Regions from separate parts of the Homo sapiens genome. Here all the other regions are linked to region 1. The links are chromatin contacts, found by Hi-C or POLR2A ChIA-PET in ENCODE. All regions are on one chromosome and are shown on one strand. The core of a region is the stretch at or near the end of the contact, and the rest is flanking DNA. Distances in the headings are between cores, read along the strand shown.

The links. Hi-C counts contacts between places; a loop is a spot of excess contacts on that map. ChIA-PET counts read pairs that join two places held with the same protein, here RNA polymerase II (POLR2A). Pooled maps may share reads with other maps.
Region 2: a pooled map shows a loop between it and region 1 (2.9-fold over the local background). The contact joins the promoter of ZNF43 here to the promoter of POP4 in region 1. A Hi-C loop is called at or near these places in 1 of 50 pooled maps. POLR2A ChIA-PET finds 5 or more read pairs at or near these places in 2 of 52 experiments (CD4-positive, alpha-beta T cell and WTC11).
Region 3: a map of CD8-positive, alpha-beta T cell shows a loop between it and region 1 (17-fold over the local background). The contact joins the promoter of ZNF254 here to the promoter of POP4 in region 1. A Hi-C loop is called at or near these places in 1 of 168 maps with a recorded cell type or tissue (CD8-positive, alpha-beta T cell) and 2 of 50 pooled maps. POLR2A ChIA-PET finds 5 or more read pairs at or near these places in 1 of 52 experiments (naive thymus-derived CD8-positive, alpha-beta T cell).

Annotation. Positions count from the first base shown.
Region 1 is chr19:29,604,301-29,608,838 of GRCh38, forward strand. It overlaps POP4 (POP4 ribonuclease P/MRP subunit), which reads left to right and starts at 1,983. Exons shown (of 7, transcript NM_006627.3): 1 at 1,983-2,025; 2 at 4,357-4,409. The coding sequence starts at 2,019. RefSeq lists an enhancer at 1,636-2,125.
Region 2 is chr19:21,833,602-21,838,139 of GRCh38, forward strand. It overlaps ZNF43 (zinc finger protein 43), which reads right to left and starts at 2,581. Exons shown (of 4, transcript NM_003423.4): 1 at 2,435-2,581. The coding sequence starts at 2,437. RefSeq lists enhancers at 1,672-2,645, 2,175-2,264, 2,305-2,354, 2,375-2,534, 2,646-3,618.
Region 3 is chr19:24,084,981-24,089,518 of GRCh38, forward strand. It overlaps ZNF254 (zinc finger protein 254), which reads left to right and starts at 2,207. Exons shown (of 4, transcript NM_203282.4): 1 at 2,207-2,357. The coding sequence starts at 2,328. RefSeq lists enhancers at 2,253-2,332, 2,383-2,432, 2,493-2,582.

The DNA.
Region 1 (4,538 bases), core at 733-3,232:
ACACAGCAAGACTCCGTCTCAAAAAAAAAAATATTTTAATGATGAAGGAACTATGTTGTAATTGCAACTCAAGGACGACCCACCCCACCACCATCAGGGAATTCGAGGGGAGACTGGCAGTTATCCAGGGATCCCAGAAGGAGTCAACTGGGAGTTAAGAGTCCTAACAACCCTAGAAAAAAACTTTCAAAGACACAGGTCTTCTCATTAATCTCCATAATCACAGAGGTCTTGCCTAAAAGGGCCCCCCTTGAGTACACAGCTCTGAAACTGGCTAACATCTTCTGCTGTCTCATTTGATTTTAAAGTTCACATTTGTGAAGGGCTCTATTGTACAACATGGTGACTATAGTTAATAACAGTGAATTTCAGTTAATAACCTGAATTTCACTGAGAGTAGGTCTGAAGTGTTCTCATCACAAAATGAGTGTATTAGCATCGCTCATAGCTCATTTAGCCATTACACAATGTATACACATTTCAAACCATATTGTATACCATAAATACATACAATTCTTATTGGTTAATTTTAAAAATAATAAAAGTTCTCTATCAGTCCCATAAATTACAATTTTCAGGCATCTGCAAAGGCAGCATGTTTTGGTTTAAATGTGGTCTTTCCAAATTTTATACGTATAAAATAAATGCATAAGTGTACTACATATGCAAAAACTAATACATAAATTTTATAAAGTCAATGCACGCGGGGTCACTGGGATGAACCAATTTCAGTGCCTGCAGTCTAATGTTTAAAATCAAAATGGTACAAGGTCACCACCAAAGAAATTGTTTAAGCCAATGTTTCTCAAACTAAAACCTTTGGACATACTCCCAGAATCCCCTGTAAAGAAATGTATACTGTACTCAAAGTTGAGAACCACTGACTTAGCATAAAGGGACCGTATTTCTTTTCTCTCCCACCCAGCACAGGCCCAGTGCTCAGCAGAAATTGGGGCTCCACAGTTCTGCCCAACACTGGGTCACTGCTGAGAAGTCTGCACCAGGCCTTCCTGCACCTTTCCACTGAGCAATGGAGTTTGTTTATTCATTTATTTATTTATATGGAATTTATTTATTTATTTTGGAGACAGGGTCTCACTCTGTCACCCAGGCTGGAGTGCAGTAGCGCAATCCAGGTTCACTGCAGCCCTAAACTCCTTGGGCTCAACTGATCCTCCCACCTCAGATACCCGAGTAGTTGGGACTACAAGCACGCACCACCACGCCTGGATAATTTTTTTTAAATGTTTTGTAGAGATGGGGTCTCCCGATGTTGCCCAGGCTGGTCTCGAACTCCTGGGCTCAAGAGATCCTCCCGCCTGCGCCTCCCACGGTGTGAGCCACCTTTGATCTTATTGCTATGATTTTTTTATTGATAAAAACTAATAAATATTCTGAGTCTCAAGAAAGCTTTCTGAAACTATCAAAGGGACCCAGGCGGCGCATCACTACCTGTGAGGCCGACCCCACTCACAGCACAGACTGCAAGTGAGGCTTACAGATGGGAAGTGCCCTAAGCGAGGTTAAACAGCTAGTTAGCAGCAGACACGGAACTAGAACCTAAGCCTGCTGTCCCAGCTTCGGTGCCCGTGCTCACAGCGGAAGCTGCCTCGGCTCATCCGTAAGGGCGCTGATTAGGGACGACAAAGACCTCACCCCACCGTCCCCGTCCCATTTCCGCCCTCCCAGATCCCCAACCTCCTTCGAGTCCTCTCCAAGTCGCCTCGCCTCGCTCCACTCCAGGCCTTAGCAAGCATTCCACATGCCTTTACCCCAACCCTACTGCCTGTCCCCCAAAAGATGCAGGCGGAAAAGACCCCAGGAAGCGAGCCCACTCCTCCCCACTGCTCAGCAACACCGCCTACGACGTTCTCAGTAGCCGAATCCCTTTCCAGGCGCATGCGCCCCCGAGGTGGGCGAGCGCCGGTGATGTCACGCATAGCGCCATCTCCGAGCTCCGAGAGTCTGCGACAGCAGCTGCCAGTGCGTCATCAGAGAGCGCCGGAAGCGGTCCGAGAATGAAGAGTAAGCGGGGCCGCGAAGTTGGAGAGGGTTGGGGACGTTAAGGGTCGGGGTCTTGGTACTGGTGGGTGAAATGGGTCCGGGCTACCTGTTGCTGCGGAGTCCTAACAGAACCGCTACAGGAATGGGCCCACCCTACCTAAGAAAAACTGAGGGCTGGAGCACGGGTTAGCCTGGCTCGACCTCTGAGCTAGGGAGGGATGTCAGGGCTGGAGGCAGGTTCTCCCGGAGGCTGCTCAGTGGTGTGCGATGCTAGAGGAGGGTTCCAGGCCTTGGCTCAACTTGGCCACTATCTCCCGGGGTGACCGCGGTCAAGATCCTGCTCCTTTCTGCGAGCTGGTTTCACACTCTTAACCTGATGCAAAGCGCCGAGAGCTGCTGGGGAATGATATCACTAACCCAAAGCTTTGGTCCTTAGGGGTAGAAGACATGTGCCAAGGAGGGGCGTGTAGACACCGTTAAGACTGGGCCTTCAATCAGAATTTTTATTTTTCATCTCTGCCACTTTCTACCTATATGATCAAGTAGATTGTCTCGGCATGTCTGAGCTTCAGTTTGCTCATGCACATAAGTGTAATGAGAAAAAATATGTGTACCTTGTAATGAGGTTTCTGGCAAGTAATGGATGTTCAGTAATTGTTAGATGTGTATTGTTGCAGAAAGACTTCCAAGTCTGTTACTAAGCACCTGTAACAGATGAAGCAAAGTTATCAGGCCCCGCAAGTTGCTCTCTACAGTTTATAATCCCCATCTTCCATTTGAGGGAGAACTAGATGCTATATATAAAACTTGCAACCACATTGGTTTGCTTGATCAAACAAACATACCTGGCTGGGTGTGGTGGGACACGCCTGTGGTCCCAGCACTTTGGGAGGCTGAGGCAGGGGGATCACTTGAGGCCAAGAGTTGAAGACCAACTTGGGCAACAACATAGCGAGACCCTGTCTCTACAAAAACTGGAAAAAAAAAAAAAGAATTAGCCAGGTGTGGTGGCACACACCTGTAGTCTCAGCTACTCAGGAGACTGAGGTGGGAGGATCACTTGAAACCAGGAGGTCGAAGTTGCAGTGAGCTATGATTGTGCCACTGCACTCCAGCCAGGGCAACAGAGCAAAACCCAGTATCAAAACAAACAAACAAACAACAAAAAAAAAAAACTTGTAACCACCTTGCATCAAACATTCTCAGGGAAGTACAAGAAAGCTGGAATTAAATTTACAGAGTATAGTGTAAATTACATTTTCTAGCTATTTAGCTCATAAACCAGGCCTTAGTAGTCCCATTCTTATTCCATTCACACCTGTACTCTGTCCCCAGTGCCATGGTTTTCTTCTTTCAAAAAATTAAGAAACAGAAGTGTGGAATTTATTTTAGAGGTTGAAACTTTATTGACCAATGTATATTTTGAGTTTAAAGGAAAAACTTGTATTTTATCAGTTCAGGACACCATCGATTATGTGACACATTATAATTTCATATTAAAATGTGAAGAATCTTTTTAAACATCTTACAGTTAACAAAACCTATTTCTAACCATCTACATCCTAGACAGCTATATCATATAACTTTTAATGAGTTACCTTGTTAGCAAGTGCTCAAGCTTCTAACTTGGGGTATTTTAAACCAATGCAACTCAAAATGTGATTCACTGACCTGCAGTAGTATCTGGGAATATGTTAAACACTCAGGATCTAGGGTAGGAGACCAATAATCTGCATTTTAATAAGATCCCAGAGATTTTTACACACGTTAAATTTTGAGAAGCATTCTTTTTAAACCATGTGCTTGGAACTTCTAGCATAGATGTGGCCAGAGGGTGGGATAAGAGGCATCCAAGAAAGCTTTGCTCTTAATACCAACCTCATCTTCTCCTATCTCTGAATAAGCAGTTGTTCTGCTATAAGTGTAGAAGTGTAGTTATTTTCTTTTCTTTTCTTTTCTTTTTTTTTTTTTTTTTTTTTTGAGACAGAGTCTCACTCTGTCACCCAGGCTGGAGTGCAATGGCACGATCTTGGCGCATTGCAGCCTCTGCCTCCCAGGTTCCAGCGATTCTCCTGCCTCAATCTCCCATGTAGCTGGGAATACAAGTGCAAGCCACCATCCCCGGCTAATTTTTGTATTTTTAGTAGAGACGGGGTTTCACCATGTTGGCCAGGCCGGTCTTGAACTCCTGACCTTGGGTCAGGATCCGCCCGCCTTGGCCTCCCAAAGTGCTAGGACTACAGGTATGAGCCACTGCGCCTAGTGGCGTAGTTATTTTCATAGTTAGAAAAGTCTTGGGTCTTACAGCCATACCCAACAAGAATTGATCATTTCTTTTTTTTAATCCCCCAGGTGTGATCTACCATGCATTGTCTCAGAAAGAGGCGAATGACTCCGATGTCCAGGTCAGTTCTTGGCAGGGAGTCCAGGAGCAACAGAGGTGATGGCAAAGATGGCTCAGTAGCTTCTGAGCCCCCAGCACTGATTGAGATGTCCTTTCCCACATCATACTCCTCATTTTTCTGGCAGACATC
Region 2 (4,538 bases), core at 1,331-3,830, 7.8 Mb before region 1:
TATCTTGGTTTATCCCTAGACAGTACTGAAACCCAGGATCAGAAAAAAAAAACAAAAACAACAAAATGAAGTGTGGCTGAGGAAAAATCACCCACATTTTTCGAAAGGAAAAACTTGACCTAAAAACATTCTGAAAAAGTCTCTGGCTGGGTGTGGTGGCTCATGCCTATAATCTCAGCACTTTGGGAGGCCGAGGCAGGTGGATCTCCTGAGGTCGGCAGTTTGAGAACAGCGTGACCAACATGGGGAAACCCTGTCTCTACTAAAAATGCAAAATTAGCCAGGCGTGGTAGTGCATCCCTGTAGTCCTAGCTACTCGGGAGGCTGAGTCAGCAGAATCGCTTGAACCCAGGAGGCAGAGGTTGCAGTGAGCTGAGATGGCTCCACTGCAGTCAAGCCTAGGCAACAAGAGCTAAACTCCATCTTAAGGCGGGGCGGGGGAAAAAAAAGAGTCCTGTGCCTAGGGAAAACAAAAAGAAAAAAGAGGCCAGGCATGGTGGCGGAGGCGGGTGGATCATCTGAGGTTAGGAGTTCGAGACCAGCCTGGTCAACATGGAAAAACCTTGTCTCTAACAAAAATACAAAAATTAGCTGGGAATGGTGGTAGGTGCCGGTAGTTCCAGCTACTGGAGTGGCTGAAGCAAAAGAATCACTTGAATCAGGGAGGCAGAGGTTGCAGTGAGCAGAGATCACATCACTGCACTCCAGACTGGGCAGCAAAGCAACACTGTCTCAAAAAAAAAAAAAAAAAAGTAAAGAAAAAAAGAAAAGGAAAAGAGGCACAGAGATTTTTATTTTTTACAAACAGTGTAAGGGGATTATTTTTTGCTTTCTTTTCAATATGGAAAATATTTTCAAATAGAAAACAAAATTTAGGCCGGACTCGGTGGCTCACGCCTGTAATCCTTGCACTTTGGGAGGCCAAGGCGGGTGGATCACAAGGTCAGGAGTTCGAAACCAGCTTGGCCAACAAGGTGAAACCCTGTCTCAACTAAAAATACAAAAAAATTAACCAGGCACGGTGGCAGGTGCCTGTAATTCCAGCTACTCGGGAGGCTGAGGCAGGAGAATCGGTTGAACCCGGGAGGTTGCAATGAGCTGAGATTGCACCATTGCACTCCAGCCTGGGAAACAAAGCGAGAGGAAGGATGGAAGCAAGGATGGAAAGATGGAAGGAAGGAAGGAAGGAAGGAAAGAAAGAAGAAGGAAAGAAGAAAGGAAAATTTATTTAAGTCCATCCAATGATTTTTCAAAAAATAATTAAAATATCTGTATCAAAAATATACAGATATCTAAAATATCTTTATCTAAAACGTATCTCTGTATCTAAAATGTACACTAAAAAAAAAAAAAAAATAGCCCGGCTCGGTGGCTATTTTTAAGTGCTGTAATCCTAGCACTTTGGGAGGCTGAGGCGGGTGGATCATCTGAGCTCAGGAGTTCGAGACCACCTGGCCAATATAGTGAAATCCCGTCTTTACTAAAAATACAAAAAAAATTAGCTGGGTGTGGTGGCAGGCACCTGTAATCCCAGCTACTAAGGAGGCTGAGGCAAGAAAATCGCTTGAATCCGGGAGACGGAGGTTGCAGGGAGCCGAGATAGCACCATTGCACTCCAGCCTGGGCAGCAAAAGCGAAAGTCCATCTCAAAAAAAAAAAAAAAAAGAAAAAAAAGAAAAAATAGTTGATAACGTGAATTGCGGAGAAGAAGGTGGCATTTGGGAATGTCAGAAATAAAGGAAAATCTAGTTTAGTTTTTTTTTTTTTTTTTTTCCAGAGGGAGTTTCACTCTGTGGCCCAGGCTGGAGTGCAATGGCGCGATCTCGGCTCACTGCATCCTCCGCCTCCTGGGTTCAAGCGATTTTCCTGTCTCAGCCTCCCTAGTAGCTGCGATTACAGGCGCGCGCCACCACGCCCAGCTAATTTTTGTATTTTTAGTATAGACGGGGTTCACCATATTAGCCAGGCTGCTCTCGAACTCCTCACCTCGTCATCCACCCACCTCGACCTCCCAAAGTGCTGGGATTAAAGGCGTGACCCACCGCGCCCGGCCGACTCTCCTGTTTCTAATAGACCAAAAGAGGGACTAGAAATGCCACGGACCAAAGCTCTTCCTATTCATGAAACTGCATCACGAGTCAGGATTCTCTCCTGACGACCCTCCTGTGGCCCCTGCACAATTTGGGAGAGACGCCGCGTTGCGGCTGCAGAGCTGCCCACAGAGGGCTGCAGGCCGGGACACAGTCACTGCGCAGAGAAGAGACAGGACGCCCGGGGCTGCCTCCCAGAGCAGCCGCCATCTTATGGCTGAAGGGGATTGAGGCCGAGCTGGGCAAGAACTCCGGCACGCGCAGATTGTGGAGCTGACTGCGGGAAGGCCTGAGTCACGCCACAGCCCCTTCCCCCTCTCGGGATGTCGGACCGGCACTCTCACCATTTCTAGGCTTCCGGGGGGTCCTGGCGTCTTAGCTGTGGATCCCCCAATACCCGCAGGTCACAGAGCCACAGAGGCTGGACCTCTAGCAGCAGAGGACACAGAAGAACGAAGACGAGACGCAGAGCTCCAACTGCAGCCAGAGACAAAGGCCCCGCCACATCCCGGAAGCCGCCCTGTCCTCTCCTGCCCCGTGCCTGATTGGACGGTTTCCAGCCCAGCGTCCCTGATTGGATAACTTCTAAGGTCCTGCCCCCGCAAACCCTGAATGAAAGATGTGATCAGACGCTGGGCTGAAAGAAGAAAGAATGACAGCCTAGGCTGCCGCCTTTTCAGGCAGGGCTTCCTCCCTGAGCAGAGCAGGCCCAACCCAGAGGGTATTTGCCTTTAACCTTGTGTATAAGGTCATCTTCACTTATAAGTAATATACTATATGGATACTAAAAAATGAAAACAATTGTTTTTGAATTTCAGCTTTTATGACCTTCCTGGCTTCTGGCCCTTTGAGTAGGAAGTATTACAAACATTGAATATTTTATTATTTATCCTCTGTGGGGTTTTTCTTATTCTTGAGAGGGAGTCTCTGTTACCCAGGCTGGAGTGCAGGGTCATGACTGCAGCTCACTGCAGCCTCAGCAATCTAGGCTTGAGCAATTTACCTGTCTCAGCCTTCTGAGTAGCTGGGACCACTGGCATGTGGCCCCATGCTCAGCTAATTTGTTATCATATTTTTATTTGTAGAGATGAAGCCTCACTAGATAGCCCAGAATGGTCTCAAACTCTTGGGCTCAATGAATCCTACAAAGTCAGCCTCCCAAAGTACTGGGATTATAGGCATGAACCATCACATTCAGACTGAATTATTTTATCAAAAAATTTTTTTAAAGCATTGAGGTCCATTAATAGAATTCAAGGAAATGTTATGCACATGTTTTAAAAGCAAATTAAAAAGCATATACAAAAAGAGAACATTTTTTAAAAAACTAAATATAGGTAATGTTACCAGAAAAAGTTTAGATCTCCTGACTTTAAGTTGCAGTATGCTAATGGAATATTCTTAGTGGATAGTATTCCATTTTCATAAGAAATTCAAAACAAGATAATTTCCAGGTTTTAGAAACTGATGTAAAACATAAAAATATAGAAAATCTCTAATGTGTTCCCATGATATAGTATTACTTGAAATATAAACTGGGCAAACTCAGCAAAAGACAATTTAATCTCAAATTTCAAAATAGGTACAGAAGTTCTAATGGAATAATAAATGGAATCCAGGATTTTATTCATAAAAAGGCTAAAAAGTGACCATTCTCTGTGATTTTGAAAGTAGGAATTTGTGTAAACAGATGTGTATTTGCATCTACATTTGCCTACACTTACTTTTTTTTTTTTTTTTTTTTTTTTTTTGAGACGGAGTCTTGCTCTGTCGACCAGGCTGGAGTGCAGTGGCACAATCTCGGCTCACTGCAACCTCCGCCTCCCAGGTTCAAGCGATTCTCCTGACTCAGCCTACCAAGTAGCTGGGGATACAGGTGCATGACCCCATGCCCAGCTAATTTTTTTATGATATATTCATTTATTCAGATTACTCGATAATTAAAAATTATATTTTCTATGAATACCAGCTAATTTTTTGTATTTTTAGTAGAGACAGGGTTTCACCCTGTTAGCCAGGATGTCTCCTGACCTGGTGAACTGCTCGCCTTAGCCTCCCAAAGTGCTGGGATTACAGGTGTGAGCCACCATGCCCAGCAGCTTTTAAACATTTTAGGAAAGCATGAGACATCAATCAATATGTATAAGATCTTCCTTCCCTACCTTTTTCCTTCTCCACCTCCTCCTTCCTCTCTCTCTTTCTTGGTTTGATCCAGTAATGCAGGACAACTTGAGGTGAGGGCTTCCAGGTCATAAGTAAATAAGAGATAAAAGTCTGGATTCTTGAGTCCTTGATAAGCATTCAACTGAATACAATTTAGTCTGGCTCAGTGAACCTGCATATCTAAATTAACAGCAGTGCAGAGGAAGCAATCAGATGTGCATTTGTCTCAGGCGAGGCTCAGAGAAATGACTCTGAGTTCTGTCTGTCTTTGGTTCTCAAGGAATT
Region 3 (4,538 bases), core at 957-3,456, 5.5 Mb before region 1:
GGAGTGCAGTGACCTGATCTTGGCTCACTTCAACCTCCTCCTGTCAGGTTCAAGCGATTCTCCTGCCTCAGCCTCTGAGTAGCTGGGACTACAGGCACGCGCCACCACGCCCAGCTAATTTTTGTATTTAATAGTGGAGATGGGGGTTTCACCATATTGGCCAGGCTGGTCTTGAACTCCTGACCTCGTGATCCACCCACCTCGGCCTCCCAAAGTGCTGGGACTACAGGCGTGAGCCACTGCACCCAGCCCAGAATTTTTTTTAACATGATATAGAAAAGCTAACTATATTTAGATCTGTTACTTAACAGAAAATTTGAATAAACGTCTTTTATTAAAAAACATAAAATTTTTTATCTACAAATATTGATACAAAACAGTTCAAAATTACTTCCTAGGGGTTTCACTAAAAATTAGTTTGTTAAGGGTATATATATATATATATAAAAACTAAGATTTCTAGGTGTAAAACAATTTTTTTATAGAGAGTGTATAAACAAAGGCCAGGCGCAGTGGGTCACGTCTGTAATCCCAACACCCAACACTTTGGGAGGCCAAGGCAGGTGGATCATTTCGAGCTTAGGAGTTTGAGACCAGCCTGAACAGCAAGGCAAATTCCAGTCCCTACTTAAAATACAGAAATAAACCGGGCATGATGGCTTACACCTGTAGTCCCAGCTACTCCAGAGGCTGAGGCTGGAGAATCGCTTGAACTTGGGAGGCGGAGGTTGCAGTGAGCCAAGATTGCGCCACTGCACTTCAGCCTGGGCGAAAGAGCAAGCCTCTCCTGGAAATAAAAAAACAGTGTATAAACAAAAGCAAAATATGCTTTTGATGAAGAAAGTTAGAAACATTTTGTCTACTTTGAAATTATTTAAAGGTTGTTTCAAATTGAAAATATAAAAATAATGTAGATTAAAATACAACATAAAAATTTAAAAAATGGCCAGGCACGATGGCTCACGCCTGTAATCCCAGTAATTTGGGAGGCTGAGGCGGGTGGATTACCTGAGGCCAAGAGTTCGTGACCAGCCTGGCAACATAGTGAAACCCCGTCTCTACTAAAAATGCAAAAAATTAGCCAGGTTTGGTGATGCACGCCTGTAATCCCAGCTACTCGGGAGGCTGAGGCAGGAGAATCGCTTGAACCCAGGAGGCAGAGGTTGCAGTTAGCCAAGATGGCGCCACTGTACTCCAGCTTGGGCGACAGAGCTAGACTTCGTCTAGACAAAAAATAAAAAATAAAAAAAAGTATAAGAGATCATAAAATATGTATAAAAATCTAGAATGGTCAAAAAGACAAATTTGATGGACTTTATTTTTGTTATTTTATTTTATTTTTTGAGACAAAGTCTCGCTCTGTCGCCCAGGCTAGGGTGCAGTGGCAGGATCTTGACTCACTGCAACCTCAGCCCCCCGGGTTCAAGGAATTCTGCTGCCTCAGCCACCCGAGAAGCTGGGGTTATAGGCGTGCGCCACCATGCCCAGCTAATTTTTTTTTCTTTTATTTTTTTGAGACGGAATTTTACTCTTGTTGTCCAGGCTGGAGTGTAATGACGCGATCCACGCTCACTGCAGCCTCCACCTCCCAGGTTCAAGCAGTTCTCCTGCCTCAGCCTCCCGAGAAGCTGGTATTACAGGCACGTGCCACTACGCCCAGCTAATTTTGTATTTTTAGTAGAGATGAGGTTTCACCATGATAGTCAGGCTGGTCTCCAACACATGACCTAATGTGATCCGCCCGCCTTGGCCATCGAAAGTGCTGGGATTACAGGCGTGAGCCACCGCGCCCAGCTGATGGATTTACTTATAACGGTTTATCAAATTAGCTTTAGTGCTGATAATACATTATTACTAAAGTAAAAGTTGATTTTCTCTTGAACAAAAATTATATGTATTATTAATATACATAAAATATGTTTGTTCACATTTTGAATACATTGAAAAAGAGAGAGAGCAAAAAAGATATAGAATTTTCCCATGCTCTGGGGTGGGCCTGGCTCAGCTCAGGGAGGAAGCCCTGCCCGATAAGGCTGCAGCTTAGGCTGTCACTCTTTCTTCAGCCTAGGGTGTGATCACATCTTCTATCACTCAGGGTCTGAGTAGGCGGGGCCTTAAACGTTATCCAACTAGGGACGTTGGGCTGGGAACTGTCCAATCAGGCACACAGCTGGACTGGACAAAGCGGCTTCCGGGATATGGCGGGGCCTTTGTCTCTCGCTGTCGCCGGAGTCCCAGGTCTGTCTTCACTGCTCTGTGTCCTCTGCTCCTAGAGGCCCAGCCTCTGTGGCGCTGTTACCAGCAGGTATTGGAGATCCACAGCTAAGATGCCAGGACCCCCTAGAAGCCTAGAAATGGTGAGAATGCCAGTCCGACATCCCGAGAGAGGGGAGGGGGCTGGTTGGAACTGGTGGGAAGCGGCTGTGGCGGGACTCAGGCCTCCCCCCAGTCAGCTCCACAATCTGCGCCCAGCTCGACCTCAGTCCCCTTCAGAAATAAGATGGCGGCTGCGCTGACAGCCAGACCCCCAGGAGTCCTGTTTCTTCCCTGCGCAGTGACTGTGCCCTGTCCTGGAGCCCTCTCTGGGCAGCTGTGGACCCGCAGCCCCGCGTCTCTCCCAGATTGTTCAGGGACCCGGGGAGGGTCGTCAGGGGAGAATCCTGACTCGGGTTGCGGGTTCATGAACGGGAAGAGCTTTGGTCTGTGGGGTTCCCAGGCCCTCTTTTTTCCCATTAAAAATTTATGGGCGTCACTGCAAAAATATTAAATACTTTAATAAAAGAATGATTCAAAAATTGTACCACACCCAGCTGTGGTTTGTACTTTTGTGGTCCATGGAAGGGGCCTGAAGAAAAGATTGTTACAAGGTTCATGATAAAGAAAACCAAATTCAATAATTGGCTAGGTACAGCAATCTAGGTTGTCGTTTTTTTTTTTTTTTTTTCTTTTTTTTGAGACAGAGTCTCACTTTTTTGCTCAGGCTGGAGTGCAGTGGTGTGATCTCGACTCACTGCAACCTCCGCCTCTTGGGTTCAAGCGATTCTCCTGCCTCAGCCTCCCTAGTAGCTGGGACTACAGGCGCCCGCCACCACAATTTTTTTATTTTTAGTAGAGACGGGGTTTTACCATGTTGGCCAGGCTGGTCTCCAACTCCTGACCTCAGGTGATCCACCCACCTTGGCCTCCGAAAGTGCTAGGATTACAGGCGTGAGCCACCGTGCCCAGCCTCGTTTCTTAATTTTTACATTTAAGGTGGGAATATCCTGGTTATGTAATCAGAGCTTAATTGTCAGCTTATTCTTGGTTAAGCAAGAATTTTGTTTCCGCTAATGTAGTAATTTACCAAAAAATGCTCTTGAGTTTAGATTTTTTTTTTAGAAGTAGAAATCCGGGGACTAGAGCCACCTCAATCTAATTGCCTGCCACTTAATTATTTTCACACTCCACAGGGGACTGCTTTTTTCCTGAAATTTTCACATGTATCCCAAGCAGGGCCTCAAGTCCACCCCTCATCCCCTATTCCTCCAGCCTAACTCTGGCTTGCAGGAAAATACTAAATTTCCCGTTTTGTCTGACATTCCCAAATGCCAATGTCCCCTCCCTAATTCACTTTATCATCTATTTGTCCTTTAGGGTAGATTTTGATACCTGTTTTAATTTTTATTTATTTATTTATTTTAATTTTTGAGACAGAGGCTTGCTCGGTCACCCCGGATGGAGTGCAGTGGTGCAGTGGTGTGATTTAGGCTCACTGCAACCTCTGCCTTATGGGATCAAATGATTCTCTTGTCTCAGTCGCCCAAGTAGCTGGAATTATAGGCGCCCGCCCCCACGCCTGGCTAATTTTTGTATTTTTAGTAGAGACCGGGCTTCACTATGTTGTCCAGGCTGGTTTCAAACTCCTAGCCTCAAGCGATCCGCCTGCATCAGCCTCCCCAAGAGCTGGTATTACAGACGTGAGCCATCTCGCCTGGCCAATTAATCTTTTTTTTTTTTTTTTTTTTTTTTTTTTTGAGACAGAGTTTCACTCTTGTTGCCCAGGCTGGAGTGCAATGGCACGATCTCGGCTCACCGCAACCTCCGCCTCCCAGGTTTAAGCGATTCTCCTGCCTCAGCCTCCCTAGTAACTGGGATTATAGGCATGTGCCACCATGCCTGGCTAATTTTGTGTTTTTAGTAAAGACAGGGTTTCTCCATGTTGGTCAGGCTGGTCTCAAACTCCCGACCTCGGGTGATACGCCCGCCTTGGCCTCCGAAAGTGCTGGGATTACAGGCGTGAGCCACTGCACCCGGCCAATTAATCATTTTTTGACAAAGCATTTGATGGCACATTTAAAAAGGTTTGTTTTCTTTTTGTAAATATTTCCTATGAGAAGAAAGCAAAGAATAATCTCCTGACACTGTATTGTAAAATATCTCTGCGTTTTTTTTTCTTCTATCTTCCCTAGTCACAGATATCTTATCAGAATGTTTTTGGGTCAAGTTTTCCTTTTGGAAACTATAGTGTGATGTGTCTTCAGTCACCATTCGGTTTTCTT